4 separate regions of the Homo sapiens genome follow, and all the other regions are linked to region 3. The links are chromatin loops, found by intact Hi-C in ENCODE. Cell type or tissue: endothelial cell of umbilical vein. All regions are shown on one strand.

The links. Hi-C counts contacts between places; a loop is a spot of excess contacts. Peaks named below come from ENCODE experiments on the same cell type or tissue, not always from the same donor. Only the 100,000 strongest peaks of a DNase experiment are listed, where the experiment ranks them.
Region 1: a loop joins it to region 3, with 8 times the contacts of the local background. A loop is called at or near these places in 3 of 110 quality-filtered maps.
Region 2: it touches region 3 in a loop (16-fold over the local background); 104 of 110 quality-filtered maps call a loop at or near these places.
Region 4: it touches region 3 in a loop (13-fold over the local background); 3 of 110 quality-filtered maps call a loop at or near these places.

Annotation. Positions count from the first base shown.
Region 1 is chr19:53,789,353-53,797,352 of GRCh38, reverse strand. It overlaps NLRP12 (NLR family pyrin domain containing 12), which reads left to right. Exons shown (of 10, transcript NM_144687.4): 9 at 1,324-1,494; 10 at 3,217-3,612. The coding sequence ends at 3,304. Among named protein-coding and RNA genes, the nearest start is that of MIR373, 4.6 kb to the right of the region's middle. RefSeq lists enhancers at 1-311, 4,206-4,706, 4,707-5,207. In endothelial cell of umbilical vein, a CTCF peak has its summit at 4,239 (motif pointing left); a DNase peak (open chromatin) is centred at 4,202.
Region 2 is chr19:54,164,735-54,172,734 of GRCh38, reverse strand. It overlaps TMC4 (transmembrane channel like 4), which reads left to right. Exons shown (of 15, transcript NM_144686.4): 2 at 652-865; 3 at 3,075-3,223; 4 at 4,055-4,287; 5 at 4,443-4,564; 6 at 7,169-7,316. Among named protein-coding and RNA genes, the nearest start is that of TMC4, 4.4 kb to the left of the region's middle. In endothelial cell of umbilical vein, a CTCF peak has its summit at 4,054 (motif pointing left); DNase peaks (open chromatin) are centred at 4,054 and 7,904; H3K4me3 peaks cover 52 bases.
Region 3 is chr19:54,227,978-54,235,977 of GRCh38, reverse strand. LOC124904768 (a long non-coding RNA gene) reads right to left here. Exons shown (of 3, transcript XR_007067339.1): 2 at 4,042-4,237; 3 at 1-399. It overlaps LOC107985279 (a long non-coding RNA gene), which reads left to right and starts at 2,001. Exons shown (of 3, transcript XR_001754004.2): 1 at 2,001-2,091; 2 at 4,635-4,747. It also overlaps the pseudogene LOC100421130. RefSeq lists an enhancer at 3,139-3,892. In endothelial cell of umbilical vein, a CTCF peak has its summit at 4,140 (motif pointing right); a DNase peak (open chromatin) is centred at 4,167; H3K27me3 peaks cover 984 bases.
Region 4 is chr19:53,805,112-53,813,111 of GRCh38, reverse strand. NLRP12 (NLR family pyrin domain containing 12) reads left to right here. Exons shown (of 10, transcript NM_144687.4): 3 at 1,824-3,525; 4 at 5,447-5,617; 5 at 7,662-7,832. Among named protein-coding and RNA genes, the nearest start is that of NLRP12, 15 kb to the left of the region's middle. In endothelial cell of umbilical vein, CTCF peaks have their summits at 3,452 (motif pointing left) and 4,248 (motif pointing left); DNase peaks (open chromatin) are centred at 3,121 and 4,231.

The DNA of each region.
Region 1 (8,000 bases), 440 kb after region 3:
AGGAGTTTGAGACCAGCCTGGCCAACATGGCCATCTCTATTAAGAATACAAAAATTAGCCTGGCGTGGTGGTGGGTGTCTGTAATCCCAGCTACACAGGAGGCTGAGGCAGGAGAATCACTTGAACCCAGGAGGTGGAGGTTGCAGTGAGCGGAGATCACACCATTGCACTCCAGCCTAGGTGCCAGAGAAAGACTCCATCTCGAGAAAAAAAAATAATAATTCAATCTGGTGCTCTGTAAATTCCAATCAAATGTTAATTGTGACTTTCTCCCTCACCTTTCTGCCAGGCCAGCTGTAGCCCTAATCTGAAGGACTTAGAATGGGATGAGGCATCATCTAGTTTATTTGGGATTTTTTTTTTTTTTAAAACAGGGTCTCCCTGTCACCCTGGAGTGCAGTGGCACGATCTTGGCTCACTGCAACCTCCACCTCCCGGGTTCAAGCAATTCCTGCCTCAGCCTCCCGAGTAGCTGGGATTACAGGCATGCGCCACCACCCCGGCTAATTTTGTATTTTTAGTAGAGACGGGGTTTCTCATGTTGGTCAGGCTGGTCTTGAACTCCCGACCTCAGGTGATCTGCCTGCCTCGGCCTCCCAAAGTGCTGGAATTACAGGCGTGAGCCACCACGCCCGGCCTAACCCAGATAATTTTTTAAAATGTTTCAGAGGCTGGGCGTAGTGGCTCACGCCTATAATCCCAGCACTTTGGGAGGCCAAGGTTGGTGGATCACTTGAGGTCAGGAGTTTGAGACCAGTCTGGCCAACATGGTGAAATCCCCTCTCCACTAAAGATATAAAAATTACGGCCGGGCACAGTGGCTCATGCCTGTAATCCCAGCACTTTGGGAGGCTGAGGCGGGCGGATCACGAGGTCAAGAGATTGAGACCATTCTGGCCAACAAGGTGAAACCCTCTCTCTACTAATACAACAATTAGTTGGGTGTGGTGGCTCTCGCCTGTAGTCCCAGCTGCTGGGGAGGCTGAGGCAGGAGAATCACTTGAACCCGGGAGGCAGAGGTTGCAGTGAGCCGAGATCATGCCACAGCACTCCAGCATGGGCAACAGAGGGAGACTCCATCTCAAACAAAACAAAAATAAAAGGATACAAAAATTAGCCATGCTAATTGGTGGTGGTGCACACCTGTAATCCCAGCTACTCAGGAGGCTGAGGCAGGAGAATCGCTTGAACCTGGGAGGCGGAGGTTGCAGTGAACAGAAATCTCACCACTGTACTCCAGCCTGGGAGACAGGGTGAGACACTGCCTCCGAATAACATAAGTAGCCCCTGGTGTTACCTTAACCAACTCCTTATCTTCACCAGGCTGGATAGCTGTGGCCTCACAGCCAAGGCTTGTGAGAATCTTTACTTCACCCTGGGGATCAACCAGACCTTGACCGACCTTTACCTGACCAACAACGCCCTAGGGGACACAGGTGTCCGACTGCTTTGCAAGCGGCTGAGCCATCCTGGCTGCAAACTCCGAGTCCTCTGGTGAGGGATGATGACCAGTTCTTTCTGGAGGAGGCTGGACATTGGGCTGGGAGCATGAGGGTAGATAAGCTGGATGGACAAATACGTTATGCACTGGTGTATGCAATTAGGGGGCATACAGATGAGGCCACATATTAGCTATGTCATCTACTGGCTGTGTGACCTTGGATAATTTCCTTGTCTGAGGCCGGGCGCGGTGGCTCACACCTATAATCCCAGCACTTTGGGAGGCCGAGGCGGGTGGATCACGAGGTCAGGAGATCGAGACCATCCTGGCTAAAATGGCGAAACCCCGTCTCTAATAAAAACACAAAAAATTAGCCGGGCGTGGTGGCGGGCGCCTGTAGTCCCAGCTACTCAGGAGGCTGAGGCAGGAGAATGGCGTGAACCCGGGAGGTGGAGCTTGCAGTGACCCAAGATCACACCACTGCACTCCAGCCTGGGTGACAGAGTGAGACTCCATCTCAAAAAAAAAAAATTTCCTTGTCTGTTGAAGGGGACCATCGTGGCTCACCAATTGCATTGGAGGTCACTGTGATTCGAGTGAGAATCTAGAATTACTCTGCCTGGGTTCAAACTCCAATTGCTTTTTTTTTGGACAGGATCTTGCTGTGGCCCAGGCTGGAGTGCAGTGATGCAATCAAAGTTTAGGCTGGGTGCAGGGGATGGCGCCTGTAATCCCAGTACTTTGACAGGCTGAGTTAGGAAAATTGCTTTCTTTACACACACACACACACACACACACACACACGCACACACCAGGTATGGTGGCACACACCTCTAATCAAAGCTACTCAGGGGGCTGAGGTGGGAGGATCCTTTGAGCTCAGGAGTTCAAGGCTGCAGTGAACCATGATTACGCCACTGGGTGACCCAGCAGGAACTTGTCTCAAGAAAAAAAAGGCCAAGGCAGGCAAATCACTTGAGGCCAGGAGTTCAAGACCAGCCTGGCCAACATAGCAAAACCACATCTCTACTAAAAATACAAAAACTTACGGCTGGGAGCGGGTGGCTCTATGCAAAAATTAGCCAGGCATGGTGGCACGTGACTGTAATCCCAGCTACTTGGGAGGCTAAGGCAGGAGAATCGCTTGAAGCCAGGAGGCGGAGGTTGCAGTGAGCTGAGATCATGCCACTGCACTCTAGCCTGGGCAACAGAGCAAGACTCCATCTTGGGGAAAGAAAAAAAAAATGGAGAACATAGTTGCATCTTCATAAGGCTATGATAAATTATGAATTGGCCAGGTGTGGTGGCTCACACCTGTAATCCCAGCACTTTGGGAGGCCGAGGTGGGCGGATCACGAGGTTAGGAGACTAGGACCATCCTGGCTAACACGGGTGAAACCTTGTCTCTACTAAAAATACAAAAAATTAGCCGGGCGTGGTGGTGGGCGCCTGTAGTCCCAGCTACTGGGGAGGCTGAGGCAGGAGAATCGCTTGAACCTGGGAGGTGGAGGTTGCAGTGAGCTGAGATTGCACCACTGCACTCCAGCCTGGGTGACAGAATGAGACTGTGTCTCAAAAAAAAAAAAATTATGCAGTTAACACAGCTTGGGGACTTGCATGTAGCATGTAGTAAGCCTACTTTCCAGCAGCGTTGGGTGGAATTTCTGGAGGATCATGGAATTATCTTACCACGGTAGTGCACAATAGATACTTAAGGCTTATTAATTGAATGCCACAGTAGTACACTGGAATAATATCAACTCTTGTGTCCACAGGTTATTTGGGATGGACCTGAATAAAATGACCCACAGTAGGTTGGCAGCGCTTCGAGTAACAAAACCTTATTTGGACATTGGCTGCTGAATGGTCCTATCTGCTGGCTCTCCCCTGAGATCTGGACAGAGGAAGATGGGAGGGTGCTCATCACCCCCCCAGCATAATGATCAGCCTCCTTCCTAGAGACAGACTCATGCAGATTGAGATCAAAAGTCCCTCTGCTTGGGATCAAATTAATGTTTGACAGAGCTGGCCAGGCGTGGTGGCTCATGTATGTAATCCTAGCACTTCGAGAGGCCGAGGCAGGTGGATCACGAGGTCAGGAGTTTGAGATTAGCCTGGCCAAGATGGTGAAACCCTGTCTCTACTAAAAATAAAAAAAAATTAGCCAGGCATGGTGGCGGGCACCTGTAGTCCCAGCTACTCAGGAGGCTGAGGCAGGAGAATCGCTTGAACCCGGGAGGTGGAGGTTGCAGTGAGCCGAGATCGCGCCACTGCACTCCAGCCTGGGCGACAGAGTGGGACTCCATCTCAAAAAAAAAAAAAAAAAAAGTTTGACGGAGCTTTAAGGGATGACCAACTAAGAGAGGTTTGATGGCCCCTAACAGGAGGGGTAAATCCCAACAGGGGCCAGGTGCGGTGTCTCACGCCTGTAACCCCCGTACTTTCAAAGGTGGAGGCAAGATGGGTTGCTTAAGTCTAGGAGTTAGAGACCAGCCTAAGCAACATAGCAAGACTCCACTGTTACTAATTAGCCAACTACTATTAATTAGTACAATTAATTACCCAGGAGTAGCAGCACATGCCTGTAGTCCCAGCTACTCTGGGGACTGAGGTGGGAAGATCGCTTGAGCCCAGGAGGTCGAGGCTGCAGTGAGCTGTCATTGCATCACTGCGCCCCAGCCTGGGCAACAGAGGGAGACGGTGAAAAATGGCCAGTAGGGGCCCTCAGAGGCCACCCAGCCCTGCCAAGCCCTGGCTGCATCGGAACATAGTAATATTTGAGCTCTGGGGTGGGTGCCACTGCCATCTAGTGGACGACACTAGGAATGCATGCCAACATCCAGCAAGGAATGCACAGGACAAAGCACTTGGTCCAAAGGCAAATTGTGCCAAGTTGAGGAAAGCCTATTCTCAAATGTCACAGGATACATGGGGCAACTCAGCATTTGGGAAGAGACTGGTATGCAAGCTAACCCTCAGAATGCTTGTTATGCCAACAGCCCTGATCCTCCCTTGCTGGAGGGGATAATGTCTGAAATCTTAACGTGGCAGGCATGTCAGGATGGCCCCCTGCCTGGAATTCACTGGGCCCTGCCAAGAACTGACACCTACAAGGCCACGTGTAGGCTGGCCATAACCTATTATACACTGTGCTTTCAACAAAAATACCGCCAGATGCGGTGACTCATGCCTGTAATCCAAATACTTTCGGAGGCCAAGGCAGGCAGATCAGCTGAGGTTAGGAGTTCGAGACCAGCCTGGCCAACATGGTGAAACCTACTAAAAATACAAAAATTAGGCTGGGCACGGTGGCTCATGCCTGTAATCCCAGCACTTTGGAGGCCGAAGCGGGCGGATCACTAGGTCAAGAGATCAATACCATCCTGGCTAACACAGTGAAACCCCATCTCTACTAAAAATACAAAAAATTAGCTGGGTGTGGTGGCATGCACCTATAGTCCCAGCTGCTGGGGAGGCTGAGGCGGGAGAATCGCTTGCACCTGGGAGGCAGAGGTTGCAGTGAACCGAGATCGCACTACTGCACTCCAGCCTGGGCGACAGAGCGAGACTCCATCTTAAAAAAAAAAAAAAAAAAAGGGTGTGGTGGCTCACACCTGTAATCCCAGCACTTTGGGAGGCCAAGGAGGGCAGATCACCTGAGGTCGGGAGTTCAAGACCAGCCTGACCAACATGGAGAAACCCTGTCTCTAATAAAAATATAGAATTAACCAGGCGTGATAGCACATGCGGGTAATCCCAGCTACTCGGGAGGCTGAGGCAGGAGAATCACTTGAACCCGGGAGACAGAGGTTGCAGTGAGCAGAGATCACGCCATTGCACTCCAGCCTGGGTGATAGAGACGCCGTCTCAAAAAAAAAAAAAAAAAAAAAAAAAAGAGGAATCCATATTCCCTTGGCTGGGTGCAGAGGCTCACGCTTGTAATCCCAGCACTTTGGGAGGCCAAGGCGGGTGGATCACAAGGTGAGGAGATCAAGACCATCCTGGCCAACATGGTGAAACCCCGTCTCTACTAAAATACAAAAAATTAGCAGGGCGTGGTGGAGGGCGCCTGTAGTCCCAGCTACTCAGGAGGCTGAGGCAGGGGAACCACTTGAACCCAGGAGGCGGAGGTTGCAGTGAGCCGAGATTGTGCCACTGCACTCCAGCCTAGTGACAGAGCAAGACTCTAAAAAAAAAAAAAATGCATATTCCCATTTCAATACACAGAAACCTATATTCCCATTATTAGGAATTCGAACTAAGAATCTTTAAACTATGTCACTGCCCGGTGGGAAATCAGGTCCCCATGCTGTGCTCAGCCCACACACTGGAGATCTACAGACCAGAACCTGCAAGGAGACTGAGGCAGTTTCAGAAAAAGTGACCTTACAACTCCAGAGATCAGATACTGATTCAGTCCTGTAGACATAATTGTCCCATTGGCCAGGTGCAACAGCTCATGTCTAATTCCAGCTCTTTAGAAGGCCAAGAATTTTTACACCAACCTTAAGGTGCCGCCTGAACACAAAAAAATTATCTACTCTATGTACTACTATCTATCTACCCCAGAAGGGGTATTCATGCATAGACCCAGCTACTGAAGCTGAGGAAAAATGCTTGAGTCCAGGAAGTGGAGGCTACACCTAGCTCGACAGAACCGCTACATTCCAGCCTAGATGACATGATCGTCTACAAAAAAGAAACTAAAAATGGCCCACCATTACCACGTAAAACTGTGCCTTAAGCTTTCTGCAATCCCAGCACTTTGGGATAAGAGATTGTTTAGGTTTCAAGACCAGATTGGGCAACATAGTGGGATCCTATCTCTAAATTTTTTAAAAAGTTATTTACCCAATATTCTTTATATGTCTGCATTCAGTCCTGTTTCCACAGCTGCTTCTGAAGCAAACAGCCCTGCTTACAAACCACCCCCACCTACACCCTGCTGGCCATACAGGCTAAACCCTAAACAAGCTTAAGAAACTCAACTAAAGGCTGGGCGCAGTGGCTCAAACCTGTAATCTCAGAATTTTGGGAGGCCAAGGTGGGTGGATCACTTGAGGTCAGGAGTTTAGTGAGACCAGCCCGGCCAACATGGGGAAACGCCATCTGTACTAAAAATCCAAAAAAAATTAGCTGGGCATGGTGGTGGGTGCCTATAATACCAGCTACTCGGGAGGCTGAGGCAAAAGAATCGCTTGAACCTGGGAGGTGGAAGTTGCAGTGAGCCAAGATCATGCCATTGTACTCCAGTCTGGCGACAGAGCGAGACTCCATCTCTTTAAAAAAAAAAAAAAACAAAAAAAAAAACACAAAAACAAAAAACCCTCAACTAACAATCCCCAAGCTGCCCGTAGAAAAGATGACAGGAGGCCCAGGTAGGTCAAATATAAAGAGAAGTCTTACTGGTTACCGTGGCGGACTCCCCACCAGTGGTGGCGGTATTGGGACAGAGGCTACAACTGCTTTATGAATTGCGGGTACAAATAGCAAAACAAAACTCCCTTGAATTTGAGATCTTACTTCAGTTCAGATACTGTGGAGTGGGCAAAGCAGCCGCAAGGGTTTGGAACACCTACAGGGGATAGGAAAACTTACAGGGGATAGTGGCCAGCAGACCCGGAAACCAGTGATAGGGCAAACAGCAACTAAGAACCTACTGAAGGCCCCACGTGGTGGCTCACGCCTATAATCCCAGCACTTTGGGAGGCCGAGGTGGGTGGATCACCTGGGGTCAGGAGTTCCAGAGCAGCCTGGCCAACGTGGAGAAATCCCATCTCTAAAAAATGCAAAAAATTAGCCAGGCGTGGTGGCTTATGCCTGTAATCCCAGCTACTTGGGAGGCGGGGGCAGGAGAATCGCTTAAGCTGGCAGAGGTTGCAGTGAACCAAGATTGCGCCATTGCGCTCCAACCTGAGCGAGAGCACGAGACCATCTGAAGCAAAAAAACCTTCCAAATATGAACTTAGGCCTGGCACTGTGGCTCACACCCATCATCCCAGGGAGGCCACCCAGGGCAAGACAGTAAAGCCCCATCTCTACTAAAGGAGGGATGTTTGATTCCCCCTAAGTTTCAGACCAAGCTGGCCAATGTATGAGACCCCAATTTCTACTAAACATTAGTGGAGCATGGCGGGGACACTCCTGTGGTGCCAGCTACTAAGGGTGGGGTGAGGGGGGGCTTATATGGGAAGATCTTTTGATCTAGGGAGCTCAGGCCTGCAGGGAGCTGTGATGGTGCCACCACACTTCAGCCTGGGTGGTTTTTATTTTTTGAGACAGTTATCGCTGTCACCCAGGCTGGAGTGCAGTGGCACAACCTCGGCTGGCTGCAAGCTCCACCTCCCGGGTTCATGCCCTTTCTGCCTCAGCCTGTGACTACAGGCACCCACCGCCATGCCCGGCTAATGTTTTTGTATTTTTTAGTAGAGATGTGGTTTCACCGTGTGAGCCAGGATGGTCTTGATCTGACCTCATGATCAGCCTGCGTCGGCCTCGGCAGTGCTGCCACTGTGCCCGGCCTTACTTTTTAAACTTGTTTGAAGTTTAAAGAGCAGAA
Region 2 (8,000 bases), 63 kb after region 3:
CCTGGACTCCACTGCCCTGGAGTAGGAGGGTTCCACGCTTGGGGATGGAGTTGAGGGCTGTGGACCCCTGGGTCCAGGGGAAGTAGAGGCTGGCACCCGGACTCCTGGGCCTGAGGGAGGAGGGGCTGGGAACCTGGTTTCCTGGTCTGAGGGAGGAGGGGCTGGGTGCCTGGATTCCTATGTCTGAGGGAGGAGGAGCCGGGGGCCTGGACTCCTGGGTCTGAGGGAGGAGGGGCCGGGGGCCTGTTCTCCTGGGTCTGAGGGAGGAGGAGCCGGGGGCCTGGACTCCTGGGTCTGAGGGAGGAGGCGCCGGGGGCCTGTTCTCCTGGGTCTGAGGGAGGAGGAGCCGGGGGCCTGGACTCCTGGGTCTGAGGGAGGAGGAGCCGGGGGCCTGGACTCCTGGGTCTGAGGGAGGAGGAGCCGGGGGCCTGGACTCCTGGGTCTGAGGGAGGAGGAGCCGGGGGCCTGGACTCCTGGGTCTGAGGGAGGAGGAGCCGGGGGCCTGGACTCCTGGGTCTGAGGGAGGAGGAGCCGGGGGCCTGGACTCCTGGGTCTGAGGGAGGAGGGGCCGGGGACCTGGTTTCCTGGTCTGAGGGAGGAGGAATTAGGGCCCAGACTCCCGGGTCTTCCCAGCCCCCTGCTCCTCCCCAGGCCCATCGCTGTCTTCTGTGCTGAACGAGCTGCCCAGTGCTGCCACCCTTCGGTACCGAGACCCTGGGGTGCTGCCTTGGGGGGCGCTGGAGGAGGAGGAGGAGGATGGAGGAAGGAGCAGAAAGGCCTTCACAGAAGTCACCCAGACAGAGCTGCAGGACCCTCACCCTTCCCGGGAACTGCCCTGGCCCATGCAGGCCAGACGGGCACACAGGTGAGGCCCCACCTCCAGCTGGGACCCGCACAGCCCGGACCGGGCCCTTCTCCCATACCCTGGACTCGGTCTCCTCCCTCTGTCCTCTGCCGCTCCTGGCTTCTGGGGCCTCTCTCTGCCCCGCTCAGAGCTGCCTCTCTTGGTTTCTTTCTTCCCCTCATCTTTGTCTCTACTTCGGACTCCAGGTGAGTGCTGCCTTTCGATGGCTCTGGGGTCTCTTCTCTCTGGGATTTGCCGTCTCCCTGGTCTCCACCAATCCTGTCTCTGCCTCAGTTTCTCTCTGTGTGTGTGTCCAAAATCTGTTAATATTTATTTCTCTCTGCTTTATACCTTCCTTCATCTTTGCCTCCTCTTCCAAGCCTCCCTCTCTTTAACTTCTTTCTTTTCCCATTCTCACTGCATAATTTGCAGGGCCTGGTGAACAATGAAAATGCAGGTGCCCTCCTTCAAAAATGATTATGGGCCCATTGCAGTGGCTCACACCTGTAATCCCAGCACTTTGGGAGGCCCAGGCGAGTGGATCACCTGTGGTCAGGAGTTCGAGACCAGCCTGGCCAACATGGCAAAACCCCAACTCTACTAAAAATACAAACATTAGCTGGGTGTGGTGGCGGGTGCCTGTAATCCCAGCTACTCGGGAGGCTGAAGCAGGAGAATCGCTTGAACCAGGGAGATAGAGGTTGCAGTGAGCCAAGATCGTGCCATTGGACTCCGGCCTGGGTGATAGAGCGGGACTCCATCTCAAATATATATGCGTATATATATGCATATGTGTGTATATATATACACATATATATGTATATATATGTGTATATATATGGAAAAAACAATAAAAAATAACAATGTATCAACACTCCCACACCGATCAGTAGTGGGATCATGCCTGTGAATATAGCCACTATACTGCGGCCTGAGTAACATAGCGAGACCCCCATCTCTATTTTTTAAAAGTAATAATCAAAGTAACAATATGACAAAAAATAATACAAGTTAAAAGAACAGCTATCTATATAACATTTACCTTGTACCGGGTGTTATAAGTAATCTAGAGGTGATTTAAAGTGCATTGGAGGGCTGGGTGTCGTGGCCCATACCTGTAGCCCCAGCGCTTTGGGAGGCTGAGGCGGGAGAATTGCTTGAGCCTGGAAGTTTGAGGCTGCATTGAGCTATGATTGCACCACCGCACTCCAGCCTGGACAACAAAACGAGACATTTGTCTGTAAAAATCAGATAAAAATTAAAATAAAATAAAATAAAACAAACACAGGAGGATGTGTGTAGCCTGTATGCAAATACTATACCGTTTTATATAAGGAATTTGGGCATCTACAGATTTCAGTATTCTTGGGGAGTCCTTGAACCAACCCCCATGGATACTGAGGGATGGCTGTATTCATAAAGTGAGAGCCCAGATAAACTCCAGCTAGGGCAAGTGACACGGCATGACAGCACCCTGTGCGTCCCTCCCCTGACACCCCCTTTTTCCTCACAAATACAAGGTAACCTCTTCTCCCTAACCTTTTTTTTTTTTTTTTTGACAGAGTCTTGCTCTGATGCCCAGGCTGGAGTGCAGTGGTGCAGTCTCAGCTCACTGCAGCCTCCGACACCTGGGCTCAAGCGATCCTCCCACTCCAGCCTCCTGCTTTTCTGTAGAGCTTTGCAAGCTGTGCTCTGCAACGTTGTGCAAATAGAATCATACAGTCTTCAGTCTTTTGTGCTGGCTTCTTCTGCCTAGCATTAGGTTTCTTTCTTTTCTTTCTTTCTTTCCTTTCTTGGAATCTCACTCCGTCACCCAGGCTGGAATGCAATGGCGCCATCTCAGCTCACTGCAACCTCCACCTCCCAGGTTCAAGCAATTTTCCTGCCTCAGCCTCTCGTGTAGCTGGGATTACAGGCACCCGCCACCAGGCCCAGCTAATTTTTTTTTTTTTTTGGTATTTTTAGTAGAGACAGGATTTCACCATGTTGGTCAGGCTGGTCTCGAACTCCTGACCTCAGGTGATTCACCCACCTCGGCCTCCCAAAGTGCTGGGATTACAGGCCTGAGCCACTGTACCCAGCTGGTTTCTTTTTTATTGCTACAGAGTATTCTATCTTATGTATAGGCCACAATTTACTTCTCCATTCTACTGTTGGATTGTGTCTACATTCAGATGGTTCCCAGTCTGGGGCTGCGAAACCCCTCATTTTCTGCCTGTTTCCCTCCCAGGCAAAGAAATGCCAGCAGGGACCAGGTGGTCTATGGCTCTGGAACTAAGACGGACCGATGGGCGCGGCTACTTCGGAGGTCCAAGGAGAAAACAAAGGAAGGCTTGCGAAGCCTGCAGCCCTGGGCGTGGACACTGAAGAGGATCGGGGGTGCGGTGGGGTTTGGGTGGTGTCCTGGGGGCAGGGCCTGGACTCCTGGGTCTGAGGGAGGAGGGGCTGGGGACGGACTCCTGGGTTTGAGGGAGGAGGGGCTTGGGCCTGGATTTTTGGGTCTGAGGGAGGAGGGGCTGGGGGTCTGGACTCTTGGGTCTGAGAAAGGCACGGCTGGGCCTGGCGCGGTGGCTCACGCCTGTAATCCCAACAGTTTGGGAGGCCGAGGTGGGTGGATCACCTGAGGTCAAGAATTCGAGACCAGCCTGACCAACATGGTGAAACCCCCGTCTCTACCAAAAATACAAAAACTAGCTGAGCATGGTGGCGCACGCCTGTAATCCCAGCTACTCGTGAGGCTGAGACAGGAGAATTGCTTGAACCCAGGAGGCGGAGGTTGCAGTGAGCCGAGATCGCGCCACTGCACTCCATGCTGGGCGGCAGAGCGAAACTCCGTCTCAAAAAAAAAAAAGAAAAGAAAAGAAAAGAAAAAAAAAAAAATATATATATATATATAGAGAGAGAGAGAGAGAGAGAGAAAGAAGAAGGAAGGAAGGAAGGAAGGAAGGAAGGAAGGAAGGAAGGAAGGAAGGAAGGAAAGAAAGAAGAAAGAAAGGAAAGAAAGAAAAGAAAAGAAAAGAAAAGAAAAGAAAAGAAAAGAAAAGAAAAGAAAAGAAAAGAAAAGAAAAGAAAAGAAAAGAAAAGAAAAGAAAAGAAAGAAAAGAAAAGAAAGAAAGAAAGGAAGGCGCGGCTGGACCCCAGTCCAGGGGTAGGAGGGGCTGGTCCTGCTCCCGGGAAGGAACCTGAGCCTCTCTCTGCTGCCCCCTGCAGGCCAGTTTGGCGCCGGCACGGAGTCCTACTTCTCCCTGCTGCGCTTCCTGCTCCTTCTTAACGTGCTGGCCTCTGTGCTCATGGCCTGCATGACGCTGCTGCCCACCTGGTTGGGAGGCGCTCCCCCAGGCCCTCCCGGCCCCGACATCTCCTCGCCCTGCGGCTCCTATAACCCCCACTCCCAGGGCCTGGTCACCTTTGCCACCCAGCTCTTCAACTTGCTCTCGGGTGAGGTAGGTGCCTGGGTCCCTGGGGGATTCCCCGCCCACCTGTGACCCCAGTGCCTTCAATGACACGAACCTCAAACCCTGACCCCAGACCCTGACTGTGCAGCTCCAGGAGCCCCGCCTCCTCCCACAGTGGCCCCTGCGCCGCCTTCCCCCCACAGGGTTACCTGGAATGGTCCCCTCTCTTCTATGGCTTCTACCCGCCCCGCCCACGCCTGGCGGTCACCTACCTGTGCTGGGCCTTTGCCGTTGGCCTCATCTGCCTCCTGCTCATCCTGCATCGGTCAGTGGCACCTGCACCCCTGACCCCTGACGGGACGGGTTGGGGTGGGGAAGCAAGTGGTGGTGGCAGAAACCCCCTCCCCAAGAATCCTCAGTCTTTTTTTTTTTGAGACGGAGTTTTGCTCTTATTGCCCAGGCTAGAGTGTAGTGGCGCAATCTCGGCTCACTGCAACCTCCGCCTTCCGGTTTCAAGCGATTCTCCTGCCTCAGCCTCCCAAGTTGCTGGGATTACAGGCGCCCGCCACCACGCCCAGCTAACTTTTTTGTATTTTTAGTAGAGATGGGGTTTCACCATGTTGGTCAGGCTGGTCTTGAACTGCTGACCTCGTGATCCACCCGCCTCGGCCTCCCACAGTGCTGGGATTACAGGCGTGAGCCACCGCGCCCGGCCCCAGAATCCTCGGTCTTGCTGTGTAACCCTTTATTCTGTGTGAGTTAAAATCAAGGTTTTGGGCCAGGAGCGGTGGCCCAGGAGGTGGAGCTTGCAGTGAGCCGAGTTTGCGCCACTGCACTCCAGCCTGGGCGACAGAGAGAAACTCCATCTAAAAAAAAAAAAAAGATCAAGGTTTTGGGATTTGTTTTTGTTTTTCATTTGTTTTGTTTGTTTGTTTTTGAGACAGAGTCTTACTCTGTCGCCCAGGCTGGAGTGCAATGGCACGATCTTGGCTCACTGCAACCTCCACCTCCCGGGTTCAAGCGATTCTACTGCCTCACCCTCCCAAGTAGCTGGGTTTACAGGCTCCGGCCACCACGCCCAGCTAATTTTTTGTATTTTTAGTAGAGACGGGGTATCGCCATGTTGGCCAGGCTGGTCTCGAACTCCTGATCTCAGGTGATCCACCTGCCTCGGCCTCCCAAAGTGCTGGGATTACAGGTGTGAGCCACCGCACCCAGTCTGTTTTGTTTTTTGAGACAGGGTCTCACTCTGTCACCCGGCTAGCGTGCAGTGGTGCAATCATAGCTCACCGGAAGCCTGGGCCTCCGGAACTCAACTGATCCGCCTACCTCAGCCTCGGGAGCAGCTGGGACCACAGGGGTGCACCACCATGTCTTGCTAAAAATTTTTTTTTAATGTTATAGAGACAGGGTCTTGCTATGTTGCCCAGGCTGCGCTCAAACTCCTAGGCTCAAGAGATCTGCTCACCTCAGCCTCCCAAGGTGCTGGAATTACAGGCATGAGCCAATGTGCCTGGCCAAAAGTCAACTTTTTTTTTTTTTTGAGACGGAGTCTCGCTCTGTCACCCAGGCTAGAGTGCAGTAGTGCGATCTCAGCTCACTGCAACCTCCGCCGCCCGGGTTCAAGCAATTTTCCTGCCTCAACCTCCCAAGTAGCTGGGATTACAGGCATGTGCCACCATGCCCGGCTAATTTTGTATTTTTAGTAGAAATGGGGTTTCACCATGTTTGTCAGGCTGGTCTCGAACTCCTGACCTCAGGTGATGCACCCGCCTCGGTCTCCCAAAGTGCTGGGATTACAGGCGTGAGCCACCACGCCCGGCAAAGAGCCTCGATTTTAAGAGAAGGGAAAAGCCCTGGAATAGGTCTTAAACAGGGGAATACGGTCTGAGTTGCATCAAAAGAAGGTCCCACTGGCTCAAGAACTGAGAATGGATTATATGCGGGCACAAGTGGAAGCAAGGAGACCATGTGAGGGCCCTCTGTGGTTGTTCACATGAGAGATGATGGGGGCCGGGGCCAGGGCAGTGAAGGTGCACATGGTCTCTTTGTCCAGTTCTGTTTCTGCCCCTGCTGGGGTTCTCTATCTCCTTCCTGGGTCTTTGCCCCCCTCTCTTGAGTCTCTTTACCTGCCCGTCTTCTCTGGGTCTTTTTTTTTTTTTTTTTTTTTTTGGAGGCGACCTCCACCTCCTGGGTTCAAGTGATCCTCCCACCTCAGCCTCCCAAGTAGTTGGGATTACAGGCATGCACCACCACGCCTGGCTAATTTTTGTATTTTTAGTAGAGACGGGGTTTCACCACATTGGCCAGGCTGGTCTCAAACTCCTGACCTCAGGTGATCCTCCCCCCTCGGCCTCCCAAAGTGCTGGGATTACAGGCGTGAGCCATGGCGCCTGGCCTGCCCCCTCTCTTGAGTCTTTACCTGCCATCTTCTCTGGGTCTCTGTCTTCTTCTCGGCTCTTCCCGCCGCAGCTCCCTTCTCTGTGTGCCTGTACTTCTTATGGGTCTTTGACCCCCATCTTTTGTAGATGTAGTTTCCCCTTTCTCACTGTCTTTTTCTCCCTTTCTCCGAATCTCCCTCTGGGGCCTCTGTCCCTCCTCCACATCTCTGTCTTCCTCAGGGCCTCTGTTTCTCTCACTCTGGGTTTCTGCCCCCTTCGCTCCGAGGCTCTGTCCCTGTCTCCTAGGTTTCTGCCTCTCTTTGGGGTGCCTGCACCCCAGAACTGTCTCTGAATCTCCCTTGGACTTTGCCTTCAATGACTGTGTCTCCGCCTCTTTGACTCTTTCCCCATCTGGTCTGGTGGGAACTCGCCTAGTACCCAAGGCCTTAGGGTTCATCTTCCCCATTTGTCCCAATATGAGGGGTCTCCCCATAACCCCCGTTCCTGGCTGTCCTTTCACTTCCCGTCTCCCGGGTCTCCCCTCTCAGCTCGGTGTCTGGGCTGAAGCAGACACTGCTGGCGGAGTCCGAGGCTCTGACCAGCTACAGCCACCGGGTGTTCTCGGCCTGGGACTTCGGTCTCTGCGGGGACGTCCACGTGCGGCTGCGCCAGCGCATCATCTTGTACGAATTAAAGGTGCGATTAGGGAGCGGGGTCTGCAACTGGGTAGGGACCAGACAGGACCGGGCTGAGATAACGCACAGGGCCTAACTCGGTGATGGGGCCTCCGGAGAGATGCTAAGCAGCTCCTTCTCCAAGAAAGGCAGGTCCTGGGGAATGAGAAGGTTGAGAGGAGGCCGAGATAGGGCTGCCCGAGCTCCAAGCGTGTAGGAAAAGGATGCGCCAGGGCTGGGATCGGTGGCTAATGCTTGTAACCCCAGCACTTTGGGAGACCGAGACAGGTGGATCGCTTCAGTCTAGGAGTTCGAGACCAGCCTGGGCAACATAGGGAGGCTCCCTCTCTACCAAAAAAAAAAAAAAAAAGTTTGTTTTTTTTTAAGTAAGCACAAGAAGCGGGCGGGGCCTAAGGCAATTTGGTTCAAAGTTAAGTGATGGGAGCGGCCAGCAGGGCGTCTTGATACAGCTGAACTGGAACTTCAGGCCAGGAATAAAGCGCAGGGCCACCTGGGGGCGGAGCCTCTGATGGGCAGGGCTGACCAGGGGCGGGTCTTGGGATGCTGGGCGGAGCCTCAGGGGCGGGGCCTGGGGTGCTGAGATTGACCGCGGAGGGATGGGGGCTTGGGTTGCTGGATCCGGCCGCGAAGGGGCGGGGCTGTAAAGGGCCGCTGGTTTCCTGGAGCAGGTGGAACCAGGACTGCA
Region 3 (8,000 bases):
ATTTCAGACATGAGGTTCAACCCAATCAGGTGGTGGTTTAGGATGATCACACAGGGCTTGGTTATTCCAGAGATGAGGTTCCATCCAATCAGGCGGTGGTTTAGGGATCACACAGGGCTTGGTTATTCCAGAAATGAGGTTCCACCCAATCAGGTGGTGGTTTAGGGATCACACAGGGCTTGGTTATTTCAGAGATGAGGCTCAACCCAATCAGGTGGTGTTTTAGGGATCACACTGGGATTGGTACCAAATGTGACAATGCTCCATGTGCCTGATCACCTCCTGGACCCCTCTGAGGTGGAAATCAGAGAAAGGCATTTGTGTGCAGCTGCTGTTCATTCCGGATTCCTTTCCTACATGGGAACTTACATGATGCTTGACCCTGAAGAACAGAACTGGCTGAAAAAGAATTCAGGAATGAAATCCCATTTATAATAGCCACAAACAATAAAAGACCTGCTAATAAATTTAACTGACAAGGTAAAAACCTCTACAAATAAAATTATAAAGCTCTAAGAAAAATTAAAGAGGACACGAAAAAACTGGAAAGATACCTCATGTTCACACGTTGAAACAATAAATGTTTACAAAAAGGACCATAGGACCCAAAGCTATCTACAGATTCATTGTAATTCCTATCAACATACAAGTGTCTTTCTTCACTGAAATATAAAAAATTCTAAAATTAATATAGAGCCATAAAATACCCAAAATAGCCAACGCAATGTAGAGAAAAAAAAACAAAGCTGGAGACATCACACTACCTGACTTCAAAATACACTACAAAGCTATAGTAACCAAAACAGTAAGGCACTGGCTTAAAAACAAACACATAGACAAATGGAACAGAACAAAGAACCTAGAAATAAATCCACAAATTGACAGCCAACTGATTATCAACAAACATGCCAAGAACATATATTGGGTAAAGGACAGTTTCTTCAATAAATGCTGCTAGCAAAACTGCATATCCATATGCAAAAAAACAAAACTCAACCTCTGTCTCTCACGATATACAAAAATCTACTCAAGACAGAATAAGACCCAAAGTAAGACCTGAAACTATGAAACTATAGAAGAAAACACAGAGGAAACGCTTCAAGACATTGGTCTAAGCAAACATTCTATCAGTAAGACCTCAAAAGCATAGGAAACGAATTCAAAAATAGACAAATGGGTGTATCAAACTAAAAAGCTTCTGCAGAGCTCAGGAAACAACCAACGGTGTTATGACCTACAGAGGCAGGGAGAAACATTTGTTACCTATTCCTCTAACAAGGGTTTGATCATCAGAATATATGAGGAACTCAAACAGCTCAGAGCCTTTGATGGAGAAATGAAGAGGTGCTGCTACGTAGAGAAATAAAGAAGTCAGAGGGAGGAAGTTTGGGAGGAACAAACCATGCTTTCCAGGTATTGGGAGGCTCTGTTTCTCTCTCTGACTTAGTTAACTGTTTTTAATACATCTCCTTCAGTCTGCTTCCCACATGGGGTCATTGCTCCTGTGATGGCCCTATTGGTTCCTCTTGTCAACCAAGTCAGAGAATGGAAGAGCTTTCATTCCCTGAGCATCTTCTTCTTCACACACAATGAACAAATCCACACCATTCTACCACAGAGTCCTTTTTATCAATGTCTCCTGTCCAACGCTACAGTCCAAGCTCAGCTGGTTTCCTCAGCTCAGCACTTCATGGATTATGACAGCATAACTCCAATCCCTGCCTCTATCTCTGGGCTGGTTTCCCATTATTACTGCAGAAGCCCCCATTCTGTGTGAACAGACACAGTGACACACCAGACACCCCCTCCAGCCTGGCCCCTGGAGGATCTGAATGGAGATTGGGACTCCGCAGGGTTGCCCAGGAACATGGTTTCACACATTCTCCTGTAGGAAATCCATAACCACTATCACCACGTGGTCATTTCCAGCATCTTGGGATGTAGAGGATGCCGGCTGGTCCCTGCAGTGGCAGATCCTGTGGCAACTCTGGAAATCCTGTGAAGAACTTACGGAGGCCCTGTGAAGATCCTATGGAGATCCAGTCGAGGTCCTATGAAGATCCACGGAGAACCTATGGATGTCCTGCAAAGGTCCTATGGAGAATCTATTGAGATTCTATGGAGGTCCTGTGGGGGTTCTATTGAGATCCTATGGAGGTCCTGTGGGGGTTCTATTGAGATCCTATGGAGGTCCTGTGAGGGTTCTATTGAGATCCTATGGAGGTCCTGTGGGGGTTCTATTGAGATCCTATGGAGGTCCTGTGGGGGTTCTATTGAGATCCTATGGAGGTCCTGTGGGGGTTCTATTGAGATTCTATGGAGGTCCTGTGGATGTCCTATTGAGATCCTATGGAGGTCCTGTGGGGGTTCTATTGAGATCCTATGGAGGTCCTGTGGGGGTTCTATTGAGATCCTATGGAGGTCCTGTGGGGGTTCTACTGAGATCCTATGGAGGTCCTGTGAGGGTTCTATTGAGATCCTATGGAGGTCCTGTGGGGGTTCTACTGAGATCCTATGGAGGTCCTGTGAGGGTTCTATTGAGATCCTATGGAGGTCCTGTGGGGGTTCTATTGAGATCCTATGGAGGTCCTGTGGGGGTTCTACTGAGATCCTATGGAGGTCCTGTGAGGGTTCTATTGAGATCCTATAGAGGTCTTGTGGGGGTTCTATTGAGATCCTATGGAGGTCCTGTGGAGGTTCTATGGACAACCTATGGAGAACCTGTGGAGAACCTATTGAGATCTTATGGAGGTCCTGTGGAGGGCCCATGGAGATTCTATAGAGATCTTGCTGATCCTATGGAGATTCGAGCACTTTTCCATGCATGAGGTTGGGAAATAGACGTGGGGTTTCAGGATAGGAAGTCTAAGGCCAGCACTATGTTTTCGTAGGAAACTCAAAGTAAATAGTTTCATGTTCCAGAAGAAGCCCAAATTGAGATATATCTGGGGACCTAAGACAGAGGGGTGCTGTGCACTCACCCAAAGGCTCTTTTTCTTGGGTCTCAACCGTGCATTCACAAAACTGATTTGGAGCAAGATGGAGACCCCACATTAGTGATCAGACAGAAAGAGCTTCCACTGTGCATGGCCTGAAATCTCATTTCCCACCCAGGTGTTTCTCTCACATGGAGGAAAAGACATAAGCCATTGGAAGAGGCTCAGATAATTCTGCCCACCTCAGATCCCAGGTAATGACTCATTGTGGCCGGAAGAAGGTGGATCATAAAATCCCTCTACCCTAGGAGGAGTGCAGAGAACAATCCTGGACTGTGATCCTAGACAAATACCATTAGAGATATGCAAATTTGGAATAGGGACAGAAAACCCGTCCCCATCAAACAAACCTACTCAATACAATGCAGCTGCCATGAGGAGCGGGGACAGAAACACGGAGACAAACCCACCCTCAAGGCCCAGGCACACAGAAACTGCCGGAGACTGAGGCTGGAGGAGGACAGGAGAAACGTCTGCTCTCGACCAGGAGCTTCTCCTGAGAAGCTAGCAGGAGCGCCCACAGCTGGGGTTAGGAGATCTAAGGATCCGCTGATGACTGGGTTAATGCCGTGAGCTTCAGCCAGCTCTGTGTCAGCAGCCCCAGTGCGTGCTGGAGGGGCCCGTGAGTGTCGTGGCCATGGAGCAAGAAAAAAAGGACATGCTGCCAGGCGCAGTGACTCACGCCTGTATTCCCAGCACTTTGGGAGGCCGAGTTGGGCAGATTATCTGACGTCAGGAGTTCAAGACCAGCCTGGCCAATATGGCGAAACCCCGTCCCTACTGCAAATACAAAAACTAGCCAGGTGTGGTGGAAGGTGCCTGTAATCCCAGCTACTCGGGAGGCTGAGGCAGGAGAATCAGGGGACAGAGGTTGCAGTGAGCCGAGATCGCGCCACTGCACTCCAGCCTGGGCGACAGAGTGAGACTCCGTCTCTAAATAAAATAAAATAAAAGAATCAAAGAAAAAAGGACATGCATGGAACCAACACCAGCGACTCCCTCTTACCAAGGACCAAGCAGCCACCACTGTCGCTGAGAGTCTCACCTGTGACCAGCAGAGCGCTCTGGATGTGATGCCTTTGAGTGGACCAGCGAGCGAGTCATCTGGTGGCCGCTTGACGACATGGCGCGCATTCCACCAGGAGGGGGCAGCAAATCCTCCTGACCGGGCTGGATGCTGGCGCTCAGATGGGTTCTGCTGGGCTCACTGTGGCTCTCCGCCAGGAATCAGAGGCTCCCGCCTGTTTAAATGGAGCATCTCATGACTTAATCTCAGATCGAGGGACCTGCACGCCCATGAAATCAGTGGGGCAATGAGAACAGGGCCACGTGATATCCTGGGGATGATCTGAGATAGGATGCGTGCCATGTAGTGGTTGGGTGCTGCTGGGGCTGACAGAGCATCGGAATGGCCTCTTACAGTAGATGCAAGAAACAGTTTGTGGATGAGACTCTGCACTTTAGGTGCTCTCTGATGGTGTAACAGACATAGATATAAAACAGAGATATAGATAGCTGTAGACAATATACATATTCATATGAATGAACACTAAATGATGCTATGTCTTTTCCTTCTAATATTTTTGTTCTTATTTTTCTATAATGGGCTCTGCAAATGAAAATGCTATGTCTTTTCAGAGGTAGAACACACGGGCTGGGAAAGGAAAGGAGCGTGTCATCAACAGCCCCCATCACCACCCCTCCAGGTGACTCACTGGGCAGATAAGCACGTCCTGGGCCTGCACTTTTAGGTGATTTGGGGTTAGACGATCTGCCTGGTGGGAAATTACTACCAGGGAAGAAACTAAGGGTTACCCTACGCCAAAAATGATCACTTTGCCCTTTTCTCTTTTTTTTGGCTAACTTTAGGATATCTATTTTGTAAAAAATTAGTTGCTTTTTATACAACTTTACAAAGTTTTTAATGTTTCTTTGGCATTGGAATATAATGGAATTTTACAACTGTATAAAAAAGTTCGTTTGCCTAAGAAACAGTATTTACCGTGTGTACCTAGTTGACTGACAAAATTCTCTACCATCCAGCACCCTAATTAATTGATGAAATAGACTATTTAATATTACAAGATTCCCCAAAAGAAAGGAGGAGAAAGATACACACACACACACACACACACACACACACACACACCCTCCCTTCTTGGCTCAGAACACAGTATCACGGCCCTATCTGCAGGCAACCTGGAATTACCAAATACAATTCAGTGATTAAAAAAAAAAAAAAAAAACCTTTCAGTGATGACACAATACTTATAAGTCCCACTGAAGTACTGCTTTAGTTTAACTATACATAAGAAATTATTTAACCTTCTGCTATTCCAAATATATTTAATCCTCATGTCTTAAGATAAGGCTTCCTCCCCCGAAAACTAACTGCATTTTATCTCTGAAATTAAACAGAAAAACAAACAAAAAACAAAAACCCAGTGCTGATGGCAAACATACAGCCAATTCACTTCTTCGTTCTTCGCAAAGACTGAAATCAGTTTCCAGTACCATGAAGAGCTAGAAATTCACCTGTTTTCAAAGACTTGTTTGTAGACTATGCAGCAGCTTTGTTGTCTTTCTTTCAGAGAGCAGTACTATCAATTCAGACTATTTAGGGGCCAAAGGCTGTGCTTTTCCTATATTCAAAATCTGCAAACTCCCGACCCCTGGAACCTCCTCTGAATCCGCCGCGAAATCCTCAAGGGGTGGTCAAGGTACCACTTCTGCCACCACGCCCTCTGCCACCATGGAAACCAAGACCTCCCTCTGCCTCTGTATCCCCCATGGCCACGGTTTGGACAAAGTGGGATTCCAAATGTTTCAGCATTTAATCTTCTTCCTTCAGCCCAGGTTGGCCTCCGTTCTCTATTGTCATCACCAGAAATATTATCAAAGGAGGATTTAGTTTGGTCATAAAAGCAATTAGGTCCAAGTGCATCTTCTTCATCAGCATGTCCTTCACTGTTTTGGGTATCAACTCCTGAGTCTCCTTTATCTTCACCATTTACAGGCTTCTCCTCTTTCTCAAGTTTATCTTCTTTTAATTTAAGTTTATTATGAAACTCTCTGCCCATCTCTTCCTTGTTGAATTGGGCATTTGCACTTTCAAAGTCAAACTCTTTCTCTCACGCCTGTAATCCCAGCAATTTGGGAGGCCGAGGCGGGCGGATCACGAGGTCAGGAGATCGAGATCACGGTGAAACCCCGTCTCTACTGAAAATACAAAAAAATTAGCCTGACGTGGTGGCGGGCGCCTGTAGTCCCAGCTACTGGGGAGGCTGAGGCAGGAGAATGGCGTGAACCCGGGAGGCGGAGCTTGCAGTGAGCCGAGATCGGGCCACTGCACCCCAGCCTGAGCGACCGAGCGAGAGTCCGTCTCCAAAAAAAAAAAAAAAAATTCTCAAATTTCATTGGCCCATCTCGCCGAATACCAAATCTTCCCCTGCCACCCCATGACCCCCACGCCCTCTCCTTGGCGCTGAAGGAGCACCTGGAGCTGCTTGTCTCTTGTTTCATTTCTGAGTTGCTCATTTTCTGGCCTTGGAACGTTGTGCGCTTCAGCTCACCTCTGCTCCTGATTCTCTATTGCTTTTTGGCTGGTAGATGGCAAAGGCCTGGTTGATACAGGACTCCTTCTCCCAACAGGTGCTGGAGCAGGTCCGTGGGCCCAGGCGGTCTGCACTCCTTGTTCCATGGTTGGGCTTCTTCTCAAAGGGTCGAACTGAGCGCTTGAAGGACCTTGAGATAATTGTGTTTTTAGGGATCTTGTATCCTGTGTAAAGGCAGAATCAACCACTCTACTTTGGGGCAAGCTACCACTGTTTGATATTTCTGTTCCAAAGGAGGTCAAAGAGCTTCCAGCAACACCAACAGCACCAAACTGCTGCCCCACTAAGGAACTTGGACTGAACTGGCTGGATGTGTCCATAAGAACCCATGGACTGGAATGAAGAAGTCGATGAGCCTAGTGAGAACTGAATGATAGCTAGAGTTTCCATGTCATTCTTACTTTCTCAAATATTTGGTAGAAATCAACAGTGTACCCATTTAGGCCAGATTTCCCTATGGAAAGATTTCTGAGTGTAGGTTGAATTTCTTTTCTTTTTTTTTTTTTTTTTTCAGAGTCTCCCTCTGTCGCCTAGGCTGGAATGCAGTGGTGTGATCTCACCTCACTGCAACCTCCGCCTCCTGGGTTCAAACAGATCTCTTGCCTCACCCTCCTGAGTAGCTGGGATTACAGGCATGCGCCACCTCACTTGGCTAATTTTTGTATTGTTAGTAGAGGTGGGATTTCACCATGTCGGCCAGACAGGTCTTGAATTCCTGACCTCAGGTAATCTGCCCGCCTCAGCCTCCCAAGGTGCTGGAATTAAAGGTGTGAGCCACCAATCCCAGCCAGTTGAATTTCTTTAATAAAAATAGGAAATGTTACACTATATATTTGTTCTTGAGTAAATTTTGGTAGTTTGTATACTTCAAGATATTTTCTATTAAATGTGAGTTGTAAAACATCTTAGCATAGATTCCTAGTTTTGCTTCACTAGTCCTTTTATGTCTGTAGGATGGGTAGTGGTGCCTCTTTCCATCTTGATTTGGTAATTGTTGTGCTCCCTCTCTCTCTCTCACTCTCTTACTTTACATCCTACAAACGTTCATATGTTATAATTTCATTGACATTTTTCGTTAATGTTCTATCAATTTAATGTTGTGTGATTCTATAACCCATGAATATTTGTTTTTGCTTTTGCGATGGAGTCTTACTCTCTCACCCAGGCTGGAGTGCAGTGGCACAATCTCGGCTCACTGCAACTTCCACCTCCTGGGTTCAAGTGAATCTCCCGTCTCAGCCTCCCGAGTCATTGAAAATACAGGTGCATGCCACCACACCCAGCTAATTTTTGCATTCTCAGTAGAGACAGCATTTCACCATGTTGGCCAGGCTGGTCTCAAAGTCCTGACCTCAAGTGATCCACCTGCCTCAGCCTCCCAAAGTGCTGG
Region 4 (8,000 bases), 420 kb after region 3:
GTCAGGAGTTCGAAACCAGCCTGGCCAACATGGTGAAACTCCGTCTCTACTAAAAATACAAAAATCAGCTGGGTGTGGTGGCGAGCACCTGTAAATCGAGTTACTCAGGAGACTGAGGCAGGAGAATCACTTGAGCCTGGGAGGCGGAGTTTGCAGTGAGCCTAGATCATGCCACTGCACTCCAGCCTGGGGGACAGAGCAACACTCTGTCTCAAAAAAAAAAAAAAAAAGAGATATTGATGATTGCACAACATCGTGAACTTAGTGTCACAGAGTTGTACGCTTTAAAGTGGTTAAAATGGTAAATTTTATGTGTATGTCACTATAATTAAAAGTACACATATTTGTTTTGAAAATTTTAGTATCAAACTCAGATTCTTTTTTTTAAGCTTCTCTCAGGCAGCTATCATGGGCCTCTGCTGGCATCCAATACCAAGGGATGCATTTGTATCCAGACCAGGGTTTCTCCACATTGGCACTGTTGGCATTTCGGGGCCAGAGCGTTCTTTGCTATGGGGTCGTCCTGTGGTTCCTGGGATGTTGAGCAGCACCTCTGGCCTCTATCCACTATGTGGCAGTAGTACTTTCCCAGTTGTAACAACCAACCCACTTGTCCCGTTGCCAAATGTCCCCTGGGGAACTAGGGGACACAGTCACCCCAATTAAGAACATTGTTCTAGATTTTTTTTTTTTTTTTTTGAGGCAGAGTCTCACGCTGTCGCCCAGGCTGGAGTGCAGTGGGGCGATCTCTTACAGGTGTGAGCCACTGCACTTAGCCCAGGGACTGCATTTCTAACAAGATTGCTGCATGATATGTATGCGTCTTAAAGTTGGAGAAGCACAGCCAGGCATGGTGGTTCATGCCTGTAATCTCAGCATTTTGCGGGGCTCAGGCAGGAGGATTGTTTGAGGCTAGTAGTTGTAGACCAGCCTGGATAACACAGCAAGACCCTGTCTGTACTGAAAAAAAAAAAAAGTTTGAGAAGCACTGCTCCCAAGTTTTCTGTGCCCCCTTTGTTTTCTCTTTCTTTTGTTTTTATAGAGACAGGGTCTCACTATGTTGCTCCGGCTGGTCTCAAACTCCTGAGTTCAGGCGATCCTCCCACCTGGACCTCCCAAAGTGCTGGGATTACAGGCGTGAGCCACCGCACCTGGCTTGTGCCCCCTTTGAAAAAAGGCAGATTCATGTCTGCACTATCTGGTAATGTACCCGTTCTATAAATCCTTTGCTGAAAGTCACTTTGTGGGGCTGGACACAGTGGCTCATGCCTCTAATCCTAGCACTTTGGAAGGCCGAGGTGGGCAGATCATGAGGTCAAGAGATCGAGACCATCCTGGCCAACATAGTGAAACCCCGTCTCTACTAAAAATACAAAAATTAGCCAGGCCTGGTGGCATGTGCCTGTAATCCCAGCTACTCGGGAGGCTGAGACTGGAGAATCACTTGAACCCAGGAGGTGGATGTTGCAGGGAGCACACCATTGCACTCCAAGCTGGGCAACAGAGCGAGACTCCATCTAAAAAAAAAAAAAATTAGCCAGTCTTATAACCTAGTCTCAAAACAAATAAATTATTTTAATTAAAAAAAATTTTTTTTTGAGATGGAGTCTGGCTCTGTTGCCCAGGCTAGAGTGCAGTGGTGCGATCTCAGCTCACTGCAACCTCCACCTCAGGGGTTCAAGTGATTCTCCCATCTCAGCCTCCTGAGTAGCTGGAACTACAGGCACACACCTTCTTTGAGCCACATGAGGAGCGCTTTACCTCGTGAACTCATTAGAGGCTGCTGATGAGTCTTCCACAAAACCTTCATTCCTCTCCCCTAGATCCCCAGGAAACCTACAGGGACTATGTCCGCAGGAAATTCCGGCTCATGGAAGACCGCAATGCGCGCCTAGGGGAATGTGTCAACCTCAGCCACCGGTACACCCGGCTCCTGCTGGTGAAGGAGCACTCAAACCCCATGCAGGTCCAGCAGCAGCTTCTGGACACAGGCCGGGGACACGCGAGGACCGTGGGACACCAGGCTAGCCCCATCAAGATAGAGACCCTCTTTGAGCCAGACGAGGAGCGCCCCGAGCCACCGCGCACCGTGGTCATGCAAGGCGCGGCAGGGATAGGCAAGTCCATGCTGGCACACAAGGTGATGCTGGACTGGGCGGACGGGAAGCTCTTCCAAGGCAGATTTGATTATCTCTTCTACATCAACTGCAGGGAGATGAACCAGAGTGCCACGGAATGCAGCATGCAAGACCTCATCTTCAGCTGCTGGCCTGAGCCCAGCGCGCCTCTCCAGGAGCTCATCCGAGTTCCCGAGCGCCTCCTTTTCATCATCGACGGCTTCGATGAGCTCAAGCCTTCTTTCCACGATCCTCAGGGACCCTGGTGCCTCTGCTGGGAGGAGAAACGGCCCACGGAGCTGCTTCTTAACAGCTTAATTCGGAAGAAGCTGCTCCCTGAGCTATCTTTGCTCATCACCACACGGCCCACGGCTTTGGAGAAGCTCCACCGTCTGCTGGAGCACCCCAGGCATGTGGAGATCCTGGGCTTCTCTGAGGCAGAAAGGAAGGAATACTTCTACAAGTATTTCCACAATGCAGAGCAGGCGGGCCAAGTCTTCAATTACGTGAGGGACAACGAGCCTCTCTTCACCATGTGCTTCGTCCCCCTGGTGTGCTGGGTGGTGTGTACCTGCCTCCAGCAGCAGCTGGAGGGTGGGGGGCTGTTGAGACAGACGTCCAGGACCACCACTGCAGTGTACATGCTCTACCTGCTGAGTCTGATGCAACCCAAGCCGGGGGCCCCGCGCCTCCAGCCCCCACCCAACCAGAGAGGGTTGTGCTCCTTGGCGGCAGATGGGCTCTGGAATCAGAAAATCCTATTTGAGGAGCAGGACCTCCGGAAGCACGGCCTAGACGGGGAAGACGTCTCTGCCTTCCTCAACATGAACATCTTCCAGAAGGACATCAACTGTGAGAGGTACTACAGCTTCATCCACTTGAGTTTCCAGGAATTCTTTGCAGCTATGTACTATATCCTGGACGAGGGGGAGGGCGGGGCAGGCCCAGACCAGGACGTGACCAGGCTGTTGACCGAGTACGCGTTTTCTGAAAGGAGCTTCCTGGCACTCACCAGCCGCTTCCTGTTTGGACTCCTGAACGAGGAGACCAGGAGCCACCTGGAGAAGAGTCTCTGCTGGAAGGTCTCGCCGCACATCAAGATGGACCTGTTGCAGTGGATCCAAAGCAAAGCTCAGAGCGACGGCTCCACCCTGCAGCAGGGCTCCTTGGAGTTCTTCAGCTGCTTGTACGAGATCCAGGAGGAGGAGTTTATCCAGCAGGCCCTGAGCCACTTCCAGGTGATCGTGGTCAGCAACATTGCCTCCAAGATGGAGCACATGGTCTCCTCGTTCTGTCTGAAGCGCTGCAGGAGCGCCCAGGTGCTGCACTTGTATGGCGCCACCTACAGCGCGGACGGGGAAGACCGCGCGAGGTGCTCCGCAGGAGCGCACACGCTGTTGGTGCAGCTGTAAGTATCCCTGGGGTATCCCCTGGGGCTGCTTAGGTTCGTGTGTTTTTTTTTTTTTTTTTTTTTTTTGCTCTGTTGCCTAGGCTGGAGTACACTGGCGTGACCTCAGCTCACTGCAACCTCCGCCTCCCGGGTTCAAGAGATTCTCCTGCTTCAGCCTCCCAAGTAGCTGGGACTACAGGTGCACGCCACCACGCCCACCTAATTTTTGTATTTTTAGTAGAGACAGGGTTTCACCATGTTGGCCAGGGTGGTCTCGATCTCTTGACCTCGTGATCTGCCCGCCTTGGCCTCCCAAAGTGCTGGGATTACAGGCATGAGCCACTGCACCCGGCCCACGATTTTTTTTTTTTTTTTTTTTTAAACTAAGTCTCTCTTGGTCTCCTAGGCTGGTGTGCAGTGGCGCAATCTTGGCTCACTGCAGCCTCTGCCTCCCGGGTTCAAGCGATTCTCCTGCCTCAGCCTCCTGAGTAGCTGGGATTACAGGTGCCCATCACCATGCCAGGATAATTTTTGTATTTTTAGTGGAGATGGGGTTTCGCTGTGTTAGCCAGGCTGGTCTTGAACTCCTGACCTCAAGTGATCCACCCACCTTGGCCTTGAGGTTCATGCTCTTAACCAGTGCCTCTCAGCTGGGGGTGATTTTGCTCTGACATTTGGCGATGTTTGGAGACACGTTTTTGGTGGTCACAACTGGGAAGCAAATAATACTACTGACATCTAGTGGATAAAGGCCGGGAATGCTGCAAACATCCTACAGTACACAGGACAGTCCCTCTGGCCCCAAAGTGTCAATAGTGCCACAAAGACTAAACAACACCCATTGGGACTAAATTGAGGTCGATGTCTGGGAGAATTTATTCAATCAACAAATATTACTAAGTCCCTTTTTCTTGAGAGAGTGTGGCTCTGTCACCAAGGCTGGAGTGCAGGGGCACAATCTCAGCTCACTGCAACCTCCACCTTGCGTGTCTCAGCCTCCTGAGCAGCTGGGACCACAGGAGTGTGCCACCACACCCAGCTAATTTTTGTATTTTTTTAGTAGAGATGGGGTGTCACCATGTTGGCCAGGCTGGTCTCAAACTCTCGGCCTCAGCCTCCCAAAGTGCTGGGATTATAGGTGTGAGCCACCACACCCAGCCTCTATATCCCTTTTATCGGTGGACCCAACAATCTTCTGTAGACAGAAGACTGTGTGAATAAGCCAATGGTCCCAAGAGAGCACGCATCCTAATGAGAACGGAGACAGATAATAAAGAGGGAAACAAGTAAACCAACTATCAATGATTAGGAGCGTCAGATAGAGCCAGGTGCAGCCTGGACAACATGATGAGATCCCCATCTCTAAAAATATAAAATAAATTAGCTGGTCATGATGGTGCACACCTGTAGCCCCAGCTTCTCAGTAGGCTGAGGTGGGAGGATTGCTTAAGCCTGGGAGGTCAAGCCTACAGTGAGCCATGATCTCACCATGCACTCCAGCCTAGACAACAGGGCAAGGCCCTCTAAAAAAAAAAATGAAAAGATAGCATGCTTTGGCCGGATGTGGTGGCTCACGCCTGTAATCCCAGCACTTCAGGAGGTTGAGGCGGGCAGATCACCTGAGGTCAGGAGTACGAGATCAGCCTGGCCAACACGGTGAAACCCCATCTCTACTAAAAATACAAAATTAACTGGGCGTGGTGGCTCATGCCTGTAATCCCAGCTACTCTGGAGGCTGAGGCAGGAGAATCGCTTGAACCCAGGAGGCGGAGGTTGTGGTGAGCTGAGATTGCGCCATTGCACTCCAGCCTGGGCAACAAGAGCGAAACTCCGTCTCAAAAAAGGATAGCATGCTTCATAAACGGTGAAATGACATGCAAAGGCCATAGTTGTCAAGCACCAGTAACACCAGAGAGTGGCCTGTCTTTCCTTCAAGCAGACCAGAGAGGACCGTTCTGCTGGACGCCTACAGTGAACATCTGGCAGCGGCCCTGTGCACCAATCCAAACCTGATAGAGCTGTCTCTGTACCGAAATGCCCTGGGCAGCCGGGGGGTGAAGCTGCTCTGTCAAGGACTCAGACACCCCAACTGCAAACTTCAGAACCTGAGGTGAGTGCAGGCTGGTCTGGGCGTTTCAGGTGGTCCCCACCGTGGCCTCTCATGGGGATCAGTCACAAAGGTTCTATCACGGGATGGTGTATTCGTTGGCTACGGCTGCCATAAAAAAGTGTCACAAAGCCAGGTGCCGTGGCTCACGTCTGTAATCCCAGTATGTTGACAGGTGAAGGCGGGCAGATCACTTGAGGTCAGGAGTTTGAGACCAGCCTGGCCAACATGGCAAAATGCCATCTCTACAAAAAATACAAAAATCAGGAGGGTGTGGTGGCGGGCGCCTGTAATCCCAGCTGCTTGGGAGGCTGAGGCAGGAGAATCGCTTGAACCTGGGAGGCGGAGGTTGCAGTGAGCCGGGATTGTGCCACTGCACTCCAGCCTGGGTGATACGGTGAGACTCCATCTCAGGGGGGAAAAAAGTGCCAAAGACTGGGTGGCTTCACCACATAAATCTATTTTCTCAAGGCAGGTGGGGGGCTGCTGGAAGTCCAAGACAAGGAGTGGGCAGGTTAAGTTCTTCTGAGGCCTCTGTCCTGGGCCTGCAGATCACTGCCTTCTGTCTTCACATGGTCATCCTGCTGTGTGGGTCTCCAAATTTTTTTCTTTTTTTTACTTTTTTTTTTTTTAAATTTTTGAGACACTGATATGCTCTGTCACCCAGGCTGGAGTGCAGTGGCACAATCATGGCTCACTGCAGCCCCAAACTCCTGGACTCAAGCGATCCTCTTGCTCCAGCATCACGAGTAGCTGGGAAAACAAGCATGTGCAACCACACCCGGCTAATTTCTTTTTTTTTTTTTTTTTTTTTTTTTGAGACGGAGTCTTGCTTTGTCACCAGGCTGGAGTGCAGTAGCGTGATCTCGGCTCACTGCAACCTCTGCCTCCTGGGTTCAAGCGATTCTCCTGCCTCGGCCTCCTGAGTAGCTGGGACTACAGGCAGGTGCCACCATGCCCAGCTAATTTTTTGTATTTTTAGTAGAGACGGGGTTTCACCATATTAGCCAGGATGGTCTCAATCTCTAACCTCGTGATCCACCCACCTCGGCCTCCCAAAGTGCTGGGATTACAGACTGAGCCACCGTGCCCAGCCACACCAGGCTAATTTTTGTATGTTTTGGAGAGATGGGGTTTCACCATGCTGCCCATACTGGTCTCAAACTTCTGGCCTCAAGTGATCCTCCTTCCTCAGCCTCCCTAACTGTTGAGATTACAGGTGTGAGCCACTGTGCCTAGCCAAATTTTTTTCATATGTTATTTTTTGAGATAGTATTGCTCTGTAGCCTGGGCTGGAGTGCAGTGACATGATCTCGACTCACTGCAACCTCCGCCTCCTGAGTTCAAGCAATTCTCCTGCCTCAGCCTCCTGATTAGCTGGGATTACAGGGGTGCATCACCACACCCAGCTAATTTTTGTGTTTATAGTAGAAATGGGGTTTCACTGTGTTGGCCAGGCTGGTCATAAACTCCTGACCTCAGGTGATCCACCCACCTCGGCCTCCCAAAGTGCTGAGATTACAGGCTTGAGCCACCGCACATGGCCTTGAATTTCTTTAAGGGCAACCTTTGTGAATGTATTTGACTACAAAGCATCAAAACATTTTATATTGTTCTTGTTGCTTTTCTTGACAGGTAAAATTTATCATATATAACATGATATTTTGAAATAAATATATTGGCCAGGTATGATGGCTCACGCCTGTAATTCCAGCACTTTGGGAGGCCCAGATGGGGAGGATCACTTGACCCAGGAGTTCAAGACCAGCCTGGCCAACATGGTGAAACCCCATCTCTACTAAAAATACCAAAATGAGCCAGGCATGGTGGCACACGTCTGTAAGCCCAGCTACTCAGGAGGCCAAGGCAGGAGGATTGCTTCAACCCAGGAGGCAGAGGTTGTGGTAAGCCAAAATCATGCCACTGCTCTCCAGCCTGGGTGACAGAGCGACTCTGTCTCAGAAAAAAAAAAAAAAGCAAAAGAAAATAATCCACAAAACTGGAGCAAAAGAAATGACCAGCTCCTTTCTCCTCTTTTCCACCCCAGGCTGAAGAGGTGCCGCATCTCCAGCTCAGCCTGCGAGGACCTCTCTGCAGCTCTCATAGCCAATAAGAATTTGACAAGGATGGATCTCAGTGGCAACGGCGTTGGATTCCCAGGCATGATGCTGCTTTGCGAGGGCCTGCGGCATCCCCAGTGCAGGCTGCAGATGATTCAGTGAGTCTCTATCCCCGGGAGCAACTTCTTAAGCTCATTGTCTCCTGGGGCATGAAATATCACAAAATGCTGGTAATCCCCAAATCTCCACCTTTAAATCAGGGCTGGCCCTTAACCCCATGACCTAAGACCCTGGCCCTGGACTCTAGGCACTTTGGAAGACCTGCT